Regions from separate parts of the Homo sapiens genome. Here region 2 is linked to region 1. Evidence: chromatin contacts called from ENCODE Hi-C or POLR2A ChIA-PET data. All regions are on one chromosome and are shown on one strand. The core of a region is the stretch at or near the end of the contact, and the rest is flanking DNA. Distances in the headings are between cores, read along the strand shown.

Region 1 (4,928 bases), core at 2,429-4,928:
AAGACACCTTTCGATCTTTTGTCAGACATCTTGGCCCTTAATAGCTAAATTTATTTGGTTTAAAGCGGCCACGGGAGAAGCAGGGAGGGAAAATCTTTCGTCGGTCATTGGGTGGCCTAGATAACAGGCTTGGAGAGAGAGCGGAGAAGAAAGTAAAAAGGTTAATGGATGAGGGGAGGGCTGGAGGCGCCCGGCGTGGGGCTTTTACGGCGACCCTCCCCCGGCCGCCCCCTTATCGCAGCCCGAACTTACCCGCGGCGCAGCGAGTACATTAAGTCACGTAAACAGCGCGGAGAGGAATGCCACCGCGGTGACCTTTCGTGCGCCGCCGCCGCTAGCCCACCTCCGCGCCGTGCTGGCGGCCGCCGGCGGCGCACGGGGGTCGGCCGGGGGCTGCGCCGGGCAAGGGGCCTCCGGGCCGGGCCTGGCCTGCGCAACGCGCCGGGCCTCGATTCCGACCGCCCGGGGACCCCGGCGCTGGCTCCGCGCGGTCCTTCCCCGAAGTGGCCGCCGGCGGGAGCCGGCGCTGGGGGTGGGGGCGACCTGCAAGTTTCCGCCGCCACCACCTGACGTTTCTAAAGAGTGTTTTTGGTTTCCCGAGATTTAAACTTAAAGAAAATCACCGCCAGGACTCTGGTCGACGGCCTACCGTGCAGTGCGGCCGCTGAGTGGGGGACACGCCGCCCGGAACCCACCACTGGCCCCAGACGCTGGCAGGGGTGGGGGGCTCTGAGGTGACCCCGGGTCCTTGGGTAAAAGCGTCCCAGAGACGGGAAGAAATATGGTATAAGCGAGAAGGCCTCATAAATCTGGGCTGTTAAAAATCTAAGTTAAAAATATGTTTTAAGTCAGAAATGCATTCTTTTTCCTTATGAAACATCGCCGAAGCAGCCAGTTTTGTGACAGGATCGTAAAATGAGCGTGAGTTTGCGGGGGTGGAGGTGCACGGGGACGCGGGTCCTTGCTGGGTCTCGCCGCTCCTCCGGAAGCGGCGCAAGACTGGGTCCCCAAACACCCTTCCCGTTTGGCAGCCAAGCCCCCGCCCCCTGCCCAATTGGCTGCAGTGTTCTGGGTGGATTCGAATCGCGAATAGTGGTGTGGCGCGGCCGAAATAAATCAACCCTGGGGACAGGCCGCGCCCGGGAGCCAGCCCTCTGTGAGGGTAAGGGGGACGACTTGCCCAGGAGGGGCCGCTCATTGGGTCGAAACAGTCCGGAGAGAACAGTTTCGTTCAAGATTAGCAAATCCCGAAAGAGGAGACATGCGAGGGTGAAAGAAAAAAAAAAAGGAAAGGAAGGAAAAGAAAAAATATATATCCCCACGAAGAAAACAATAACTTTTAAGAGCTGTCCGCGTACTTTGGACACTAGTGGGGGCCTTCTCCCCAGCTCTTGGGTTTCTCCCTAGTTTGGGGTGCACCTCTTCCCTCCAAACTTCCTAATTTGCCGGCCTTCCAGACCAGCTGGGGCGCGCCCAGGAAGCTCCACGCGCGGGTCTGGGGCTCATGGGAGTGGCTTTGAAAACATGCTTGTCTTCCCCAGAGCGGTCCCTAGCGCCAAAGATGCATTGGGGAAAAGGCACATTGGAGACGTCAGGCAGCCTGGTTTTCTGTCTGAATCAACTGTACGAGTTAAACAGTTTTATTTCGAAATTAACCAACATAAACAACAACAACAACAACAACATTCACTACCCATTCCCTCGTTAGGTTGGAAAACCAGTCTGAAAAAATAAATACAATCTGTGACCATGAAAAGGAGCAATCACTTATTTTTCCCATATGTTTTGAACATTATTTTTAAAAATAGATTGGGAATCTGGAGGGTAAAATGCCGGGTCCCTTCCCGAGCCCTTAGAGCCCGAACGTTGTCGAATCGGTCAATGTCCACCCCGCTGCTCACCTCTGTCCCAGCAGCGCCGGGGCCAGCGCGCCCTCCCGCCGCGTCTGCGGAGCTGCGGGAAAAGCAGGTCCCCGGGGGGTATCGAGTGTCCAGGGATATCCACGCAGACATCCTTGTACTTGCAAATACAAAGAAACACACAGGACAGAGATCAGGCTCGCGCCAGGGCTCGATCTCCTCGGGGCTCAGGGTTGGAGGCCGTACACAGCCTGGACACAAACTGAGCCAAAGAGTTTATTTTTAGCAAATAAGATATGAGTTTTTAGAAAATTGCTTCGAATAGCAAATCCGAGAAACATTATTTCAAAACGTTGGAATCAAAGGAAATCAAATGCCCACAACCCATTTCCGTCAGTGCTTACAAATGAGCTTCTGCAAAACCCAGTCCACTTAAACATTTGGTCGGAACTCACGAAAAGAACCAAAAGCAAGGCATTCCGAGTCCTGGCGGGGGTTGAGCGGCCGGGCGGACGCCTGGCTATCTCTTCTGGGAGTCGCGCATTCGATCGCATTCAGGTTAAAATTTAAAGCCCCTGGATCCTGCTCCAGTCGCCAGCCTCTCCATTCCAGAGTTTTCTACCTTCAGCCTTTTCCAAATGCGGCCACGCTGAAACTGGGAGCCGCCGCAGTGATTGGGGGAGGCAAAGTGGAACGTAATAAAAGTGACTAAATTGGATGAGAACGGTTTCTGGACCTTCTCGGTAGCAATTTAAAATTCAGAAGTGTTTAGAAGCAATTTACAACGAAGAATGAAAAACGAAGAATTCTCGCCAACTTCCTGAATTCCTTGCCCCCTCCCCCGCACTGCCAGGCCCTGTCCCGCTCCCCCAGGAGCCACAAGTTCACAACTCACAGTTACGTGCAGAGGAAACAACGCTTAGCTACGAGGTCTCACCATCTCTGGAAACCATACTTTACAAGGCACCTCTCCACCCCAGTTCAACTCTGCACAGGCTCCTCTTCCTTCCCTAACTGGGAAAACACGAAAATAGAAACAAAACAAAAAACCAGAGCCTAAACGCTTTCTAGGAGACCGACCTTCAGAAAATCATTTACTTGGATTTACCTGGGCGGGGGGTAGGGGGTGGGGTCGGGGTAAAGTATAAAAATTCATTCTCACAAAAACAACGCCTCTTGTCCTAAAGTCTCCCTCGGCAGCCTTCTGGGGTCACGTCTGTCGGAAGAAATCCTTTCTGTAAGCGAAAGGGAGCGAGACATATATCACGGCTCCTGCAGCGGACGAGCCTGCGGCCGCGCGAGTTGCCGCTGACAGATCGGCGCTGATAACCCCGCGACGTTCATTTCCAGTCCCTTTTGCCCGCTAGGGACCGTATCAGTTTGTACAGAGTTGTGATAACTGTTTGGAGGGAGCGAAGAGGGGGTGTGTATATGAACGTGGGGGTGGGGAAGCAGCATTTAGCGCTGGGTCCAGGGAAGGTGACACCCCCTCTTCGCAGTGACTTATCTGTGACTTACCTGAAACTCTCCAGGGAAATATCAGAAACTCTCCAGGGACATCAAAAGTTGGAGAGCGTCCTCGGACACGACTGATGTGGAAGCCCTTTTCCATTCTGCGTACCCCATAGACTACCTTTCCGTACATGACGACCCGAGTTAAAGTTCCCAAAGGTCAGCTGGGGAATGTTGTCTTGAGGTTCCCGAAACCACCACGACCTGAGCCGTAGCATCCCGAGATAGGGTCGGAGAAAGTTTAAGGTCGGTCTCACACAACTTCAGGGCAAAAAGCGCATTTGCTGTGAAGGGGCTAGGCGGGGGTTGGGGGGCGGGGGGGCGCAGAGCACGTTCCCCCTTCCTTCTGGGGGCGTGCTGACCCAAGGTCTGGAGCGCCCCTCCCGCCGCGGCGGCGGCGCGGGACTGTGCACTGCCAACTCCTCCCGTGCCAAGGCTCCCTCCCCCTCCCTCGTGTGGGTGTGTGTGTGCGACTGCGGGAGCGGGAGGGTGCACCGCCGCTGGATGGGTGCGGGTCGCTAGCCAGGTCAGGCGTTCTGTGGCCTCCGCCCCTCCCCCGGGGTCCCTGGGCTCGGTGCCCCCCGGGTGGACTCGCCCCCACTCCGGGGACAGGGCTTGCGGCTCAGCCCACGCCCGCAGGCAGCGCGGCTCTCATTGTCTGCCTGGGCGGCGCGCTCCCCTCCCCCCTCGCCGTCCCCTCCCCACCCTCTTTTCTCTCCTCCCCTCGATCCCTCCTCCTCCTCTTCACCTCCAGCGCCCAGCTGCTCGCTGAGCGCAGTTCCGACCCACAGCCTGGCACCCTTCGGCGAGCGCTGTTTGTTTAGGGCTCGGTGAGTCCAATCAGGAGCCCAGGCTGCAGTTTTCCGGCAGAGCAGTAAGAGGCGCCTCCTCTCTCCTTTTTATTCACCAGCAGCGCGGCGCAGACCCCGGACTCGCGCTCGCCCGCTGGCGCCCTCGGCTTCTCTCCGCGCCTGGGAGCACCCTCCGCCGCGGCCGTTCTCCATGCGCAGCGCCCGCCCGAGGTTCGGCTGCTTCCTCCTCGCGCGATCTCCCCGCTTTCCTCCCCTCCACCCCTACTCGTCGCGGGCCCCTGGCCTCCGGCTCTCCGGCCCTCTCCAGGCCGCGGTCGGCTCCGACGGTGTTTCCCTCCTTCCCTCCGGGCGGGCTGAGGCGGCTCCCAGGCTCCCGGGACACCGCGGACCAACTTCTAGTCTCTTTTTCTCTCCTCGAAGCGCTTATCTGCGCGCAGCCTTATCTCCGAGTTATCTCGGCGCAAAGGGGCGGGAGCCGGTAGTTAGGCAGGCAGAGAAACTTCTTTCTTGCTATCTAGCCAGGTCTGTGTGTGGGCATTAATTTTAGTGTGGTAATCTCCGATGAGCCGAGGCGATTTGGAAGAGCAGCCTGGAGGAGGCCAGCCCGGCTGCATTTCACCTCCCTCCCCCACTCGCTCCGAGTCTCCCTGTCATTCTTCCTGCTCTCCCATTTGGGGTCGCCTCGGCTCTGGGGCGGTCTCACGCTCCCCCCTCCCCAGCCCGTTGCGTTCCCCCTCCTTTTCTC
Region 2 (4,928 bases), core at 1,719-4,218, 1.1 Mb after region 1:
CTCTGAGTAAAAGCTGCAACATTTTAACCTAATATACACAACTTTAGACAATATTCATGTGTAGTATTTGAACTTGCCTCTATGCCATTTTTAAAAGGAAGTGGAATATAAGTAAATTAGTAGGGCCAGGCACGGTGGCTCACGGCTGCAACCCCAGCACTTTAGGAGGCTGAGGAGGGCGGATCAACTGAGTTCAGGGGTTCAAGACCACCTGGCCAACGTGGTGAAACCCCATCTCTACTAAAAATACAAAAATTACCCGGGTGTGGTGGCAGGCGCCTGTAATCCCAGCTACTCGGGAGGCTGAGGCAGGAGAATCGCTTGAACCTGGGAGGCAGAGGTTGCAGTGAGCCGAGATCGCACCACTGCACTCCAGCCTAGGCAACAAGAGTAAAACTCCATCTCAAAAATTATTAAAAAATAAATTAGTATTTGAACACTAGATGTGTCTGGGAAAAATCTGGCTCTTTCAAAGAAAGTGAAAACTTCAACTTCAGTTTGCTTTTAATTACTTTCAGCTGCAGTTCGACATTCTCTAGCTCTATTTCCTGGTGCTGGAGAGTTAGTGCTGGCATTTCAGCCAAACAGATATTTCTATTTTTAATATACCATTTTAATGAGAATTCAGAACAATGATCTTAGAAAATACCAAGATTTCATCACACTCCACTGGGACTTCTGCTTCATTCTTTCTCACTGGAGTTTTTAAAAGATTCTTTTGGAGCGAATCTCCACCATTCAGAGTTCCTTTCTGCATGCAACTCCAACGTTCTAGGCTTCCAAAAGAGAGGGACAGCAAAGACCATGGGTCTTGCCTGCTTTTCACTCACACATAAAGACTGAGCAGTTGCCTGAGCTGTTAAGCTATGTGGCACAATGTGAAACTGCTGTTTATGGGGGTCAAGTACGACCAAAGAACAGCAATTTCATGTTTCATGTTAATATCAGAAAGATTCCAGCAACATTGATCAGAGCCCTTACCTAAGAAGAATGAACCCGGAAAAGTTTGTCAGCCTCTTTGTGAAAGATGTATTTTTTAGATCCCAAGAGTCTTAACATATACAAATTAAAAAGCTATGAGAAGGGCCAGGCGCGGTGGCTCACACCTGTAATCCCAGCACTTTGGGAGGCCAGGCGGGCGGATCACAAGGTCAGGAGATCGAGACCATCCTGGCTAATATGGTGAAACCCTGTCTCTACTAAAAATACAAAAAATTAGCCGGGCATGGCGGCAGGCGCCTGTAGTCCCAGCTACTCGGGAGGCTGAGGCAGGAGAATGGCATGAACCCAGGAGGCGGAGCTTGCAGTGAGCTGAGATCGCACCACTGCACTCCAGCCTGGGTGACAGAGCAAGACTCCATCTCAAAACAAAAACAAAAAAAACCTATAAGAAACTGACATTGTTAGAAATGAGATCTGTTTTGTTTTCTGTGGACGGCTGACTATGCCCACGCCTGTACGTGTATGCTCTTAATTCCAGGCCAGCAAAATGGTAGCCCTGAAGTTAGTGATAACCTCTCCCTGAATCTGAGGGAGGAAAAGCGTGGAAAAGTTGCCCTCTGCCATCACGAAGCTGTCAGTGTTCTAGAGCTGAGATGATATTTATTACTGTATCAGCGAAGTTTTGAAGTGTGACTAGCTTTGGCGTACAAGAAATACCTCATTTCTTCTTTTTAAATCTACTTAATATGAACTGTAAACCCCCCTTCTACAAGGCTGAGGGGAAATTGAGACTCACTTTTCACTGGGCATTCCTCCCTCCCCATCTCCAGTATTGTGCAAAGAAGGGCCTGGAACCTACTGTAATGCCTAGGATTTGGGGAACACATGCTGGTTGTTGTTCCTTTGGTTGCCCTAGCACTGCCAAAACTGTCACACCCGCCCCGTGACCCCTCCAGGCAAAAAGATCTGCTGCTCTGTGCCAGATGTGAATTACGAATCTTTATCATGGCTGGGAGCCCTGTTCTTGGGGTGCTGATGGTGCAAGGCATGGGTCCCATTTGATCATGGACCCCATGGTCATTTCCCTTCCGACTTAGGAGAATCTTGCACTGCTGCTCCCTCTGCAGTGGCCTGTAATTTAAACATCCCCAGAGGCAATAGGCAGAAAATAGGCCACTCTTGGGAAGAAAACTGGGAGACCAAATCCATGTCACTGAGTATCTATGACTATATTATCTTGCCATAGGAACTTATAAAATAAGGGTAGCAAAAGTCCTGCCAAGGAAGCACTGGGTCTTAGTAGTCACTAGCCACATGTGGCAATTTACATTTAAATTAATTAAAATTAAATAAAAATTCAGTTTCTCAGTCAACTGTTCACATTTCAAGCACTTAGTTGCCACACGTAACCATCGTATGGAACACGGTAGATAAGGACCATCTCCGTCATCACAGGAAGTTCTGTTGCGTGGCACTGGTCTGTAACAAGCCTCACGTGTCTCCAGTAGCAGTTGAGGGTGGCCCCACTATTCTTGCTTATTTTCTTACTCGGCTTAGCCTTAGCAATTTAGAAAGTAGAATGACGTAAGTAGAAAGCCAGGGGGAAGTGGTGACTGCAGTGAGTCACGTTATTTCTCGAGGGACCAGTTCTGTGGGTAGGGTTGGTGGAGCCTTGCCCGTCTTTCTTGTGGTCCCAAGTGTCGCTGAGACGCTTGGACAATCCACTGGAATCCCTGTTTCTAAGAATCCCTGTTTCTTTAAATGGGTTTGGGTTTTATCTCATGGAATAGAATCTTGGACTTTATACGAGCACATGACTATATTTTTTTTTTGTTAGGGCTTCATTTCCTTTGGAGGAAATGCCAAGAAGGGGAGTGTGGAAGAGGCGCGACTGGTTTGGTTCTGTTAACTGTGATGTGTGATGTGCACATTTGGCGGCAGGCAGACAGCTGGCCAGGACAAGGCTGCCCCGGGGAAGCAGTGAGCCTGTGAGCAAATTGAAGACAGATGAAAAGGGGCACAGTGGAAAATCACCCAAGTTTCATGCCATCTGCATGTACCAGTACCGGCGAGACAGCAAAGAGCCACACTAGCTCAGCTCAGTAAATAGTTCGTTACATATCAGACGTTGTATAGACAGGATATGAAAATGGACTGAGACTGCCCCTGCCTGCAGCCAGCTCTCCATCTGAGAACCCTCTCAGTATGGGCTTATTGGAATTCTCCTTATTTCCCTTGGCCTACTCACTCCAAAAAGATATTCCCTACTTCTCTCTTAATTTCAGCCCTAAGTAACATTCTCCATCTGGCAAAATGGAAACAAGGAGAAAATTATTTGGGAGTTGGGAATTTGAAGACCATGCTTGCTGGCTTTGGCTTTGGAAAAGTAGGAAGCCCATGGAACTGAGCTGCTGGTCCTTGAATGAAAAGGAAGACACTGCTGTTTTTGTCCTGCTCTGCATGTGGTCAGTCCCCTCCCTCCCTGCCCACCGCAGGTATTTTTGCTTCATTGCCTTGTTCACGTTTTTGCTTTGTAGGCACTTCCCTATGCCAGTGCCCCTGTGCATTCATCATCTCCATCCTTAATTGCTTTAAGAAGCCTTTTGAGAATCGCCCTGGGGTGCCTGCATAGCAGCTGCAGCAGTAGGGCAGACGGTCTTGTGGGTGTGAACAGAGTTGGTTGTTGGCTTTCTTCTGCATGACTTTGGTGTCGATTCTGAACGGGACTCCAGAGATGTTTTGAGGGTGGCACTACCATGGCCTCCCAGGAAGCCTGCTGTGGAAATGCAGCACTTACTGGGCACAGAAGGTCTTGGGCATTTCTGTTAATTAGACTCCACATTATGGGTAGGATAAGGGAGCCGGCTCATTCATGTAATGCCCAGAGACTAGGATGATGGCTCAACAGAATCAGAGCATCCCTGTTTTTTTTTCTATATTGGAGGATAGCTTTTTTCCCTTCTCTTCTCACCACTCGCTTGGCTCCCTCCTCTCTTCTTACCTGATGACTTTGTCTTTGGCTGGGAGCAATTTGCCCCTGCCTTATATTCGTTCTTGCATAGGTTGTAGGAGATGACCCCTGAATATGGTCCCTCCATCCAGGCCACACAGCAAGTATGCTGTGGGTCTGAGGTGCCTTTGACTAACAGGCACTGGATGTCAGAACATGAAGACCTGGTCATTCCCAAACATGGCTGCAGTTTAGAATCGCCTGGGGAGTGTTTAAAACTCCTGGTGTCCAGGTCACAGCCCATGCCAACTGCCTGGGGGTGGGAGCCAGATAACAGTTTGTCAGAGATCCCCGTACAATTCTGATATGTGGCAAATTTTAAAAATTACCGTAGGGGAAGGGTGTGGTCCTTTGAGGTGTGAGCAGTTACACCTGAGCATAGGTCCATCTTGCATCTCCACGGCAATGTGATGTACTAGAAATGACATTGGATGAACTCTCCAACCTACCGTCCTGGTGACCTTGGCAATCTCCCAAGGGCCTCAGTTTCCTCCTCTGTAAATTGGATCAAAATAGTAGTACCTTTCTCATAGGGTCATCTTAAAGAACCAAAGAAATGATGTGTGAGTCTTTGGAAATAGTAAAGTGCTAAATAAATGCTTGTTTGGCCAGGCATGGTAGCTCACACCTGTAATCCCAGCACTTTAGGAGGCCAAGACGGGAGGATGGCTTGCGCCCAAGAGTTTGAGGCTACAGTGAGCCATGATCACACCACTGTACTCCATCCTGAGCAACAGAGCAAGGCTTCATCCCTGAATGAATGAATGAATGATTACTTGTTATTACTAGAGATTATTCCTCTATTAAAAGATATTCATTTTCTAGGTGGTCTGTCAAGGTAGAAGTGACTACTGTGGCATTAATTCTTTCATCACCAACAATAAACCCAGTAGGTGTTTAGGATAAGAATTCATTTCTCCTAAGAAAGGGGAGCAGCAAGGAGAGGTGGTCTCATGCAGCATTAGAAAGAACCCAG

The links. A loop is a pair of places that touch in the nucleus more often than their neighbours do. ChIA-PET counts read pairs that join two places held with the same protein, here RNA polymerase II (POLR2A). Pooled maps may share reads with other maps.
Region 2: a loop to region 1 is called in a map of ascending aorta, with 7 times the contacts of the local background. The contact joins the enhancer-like site here to the promoter of GATA6-AS1 in region 1. A Hi-C loop is called at or near these places in 1 of 168 maps with a recorded cell type or tissue (ascending aorta) and 2 of 50 pooled maps. POLR2A ChIA-PET finds 5 or more read pairs at or near these places in 1 of 52 experiments (AG04450).

The regions. Positions count from the first base shown.
Region 1 is chr18:22,165,290-22,170,217 of GRCh38, forward strand. It overlaps GATA6-AS1 (GATA6 antisense RNA 1 (head to head)), which reads right to left and starts at 3,679. Exons shown (of 2, transcript NR_102763.1): 1 at 3,378-3,679; 2 at 1,609-3,094. It overlaps GATA6 (GATA binding protein 6), which reads left to right and starts at 4,300. Exons shown (of 7, transcript NM_005257.6): 1 at 4,300-4,393. RefSeq lists enhancers at 1-325, 1,945-2,448.
Region 2 is chr18:23,229,008-23,233,935 of GRCh38, forward strand. The region is part of intron 4 of CABLES1 (Cdk5 and Abl enzyme substrate 1); the gene reads left to right. Among named protein-coding and RNA genes, the nearest start is that of CABLES1, 96 kb to the left of the region's middle. RefSeq lists enhancers at 2,734-2,893, 3,014-3,063. Within about 2 kb of position 2,969, at least 22 of the 41 ENCODE cell types and tissues checked have a DNase peak (open chromatin) inside an H3K27ac peak, as active enhancers do; they include ascending aorta, where a contact is called at or near this core.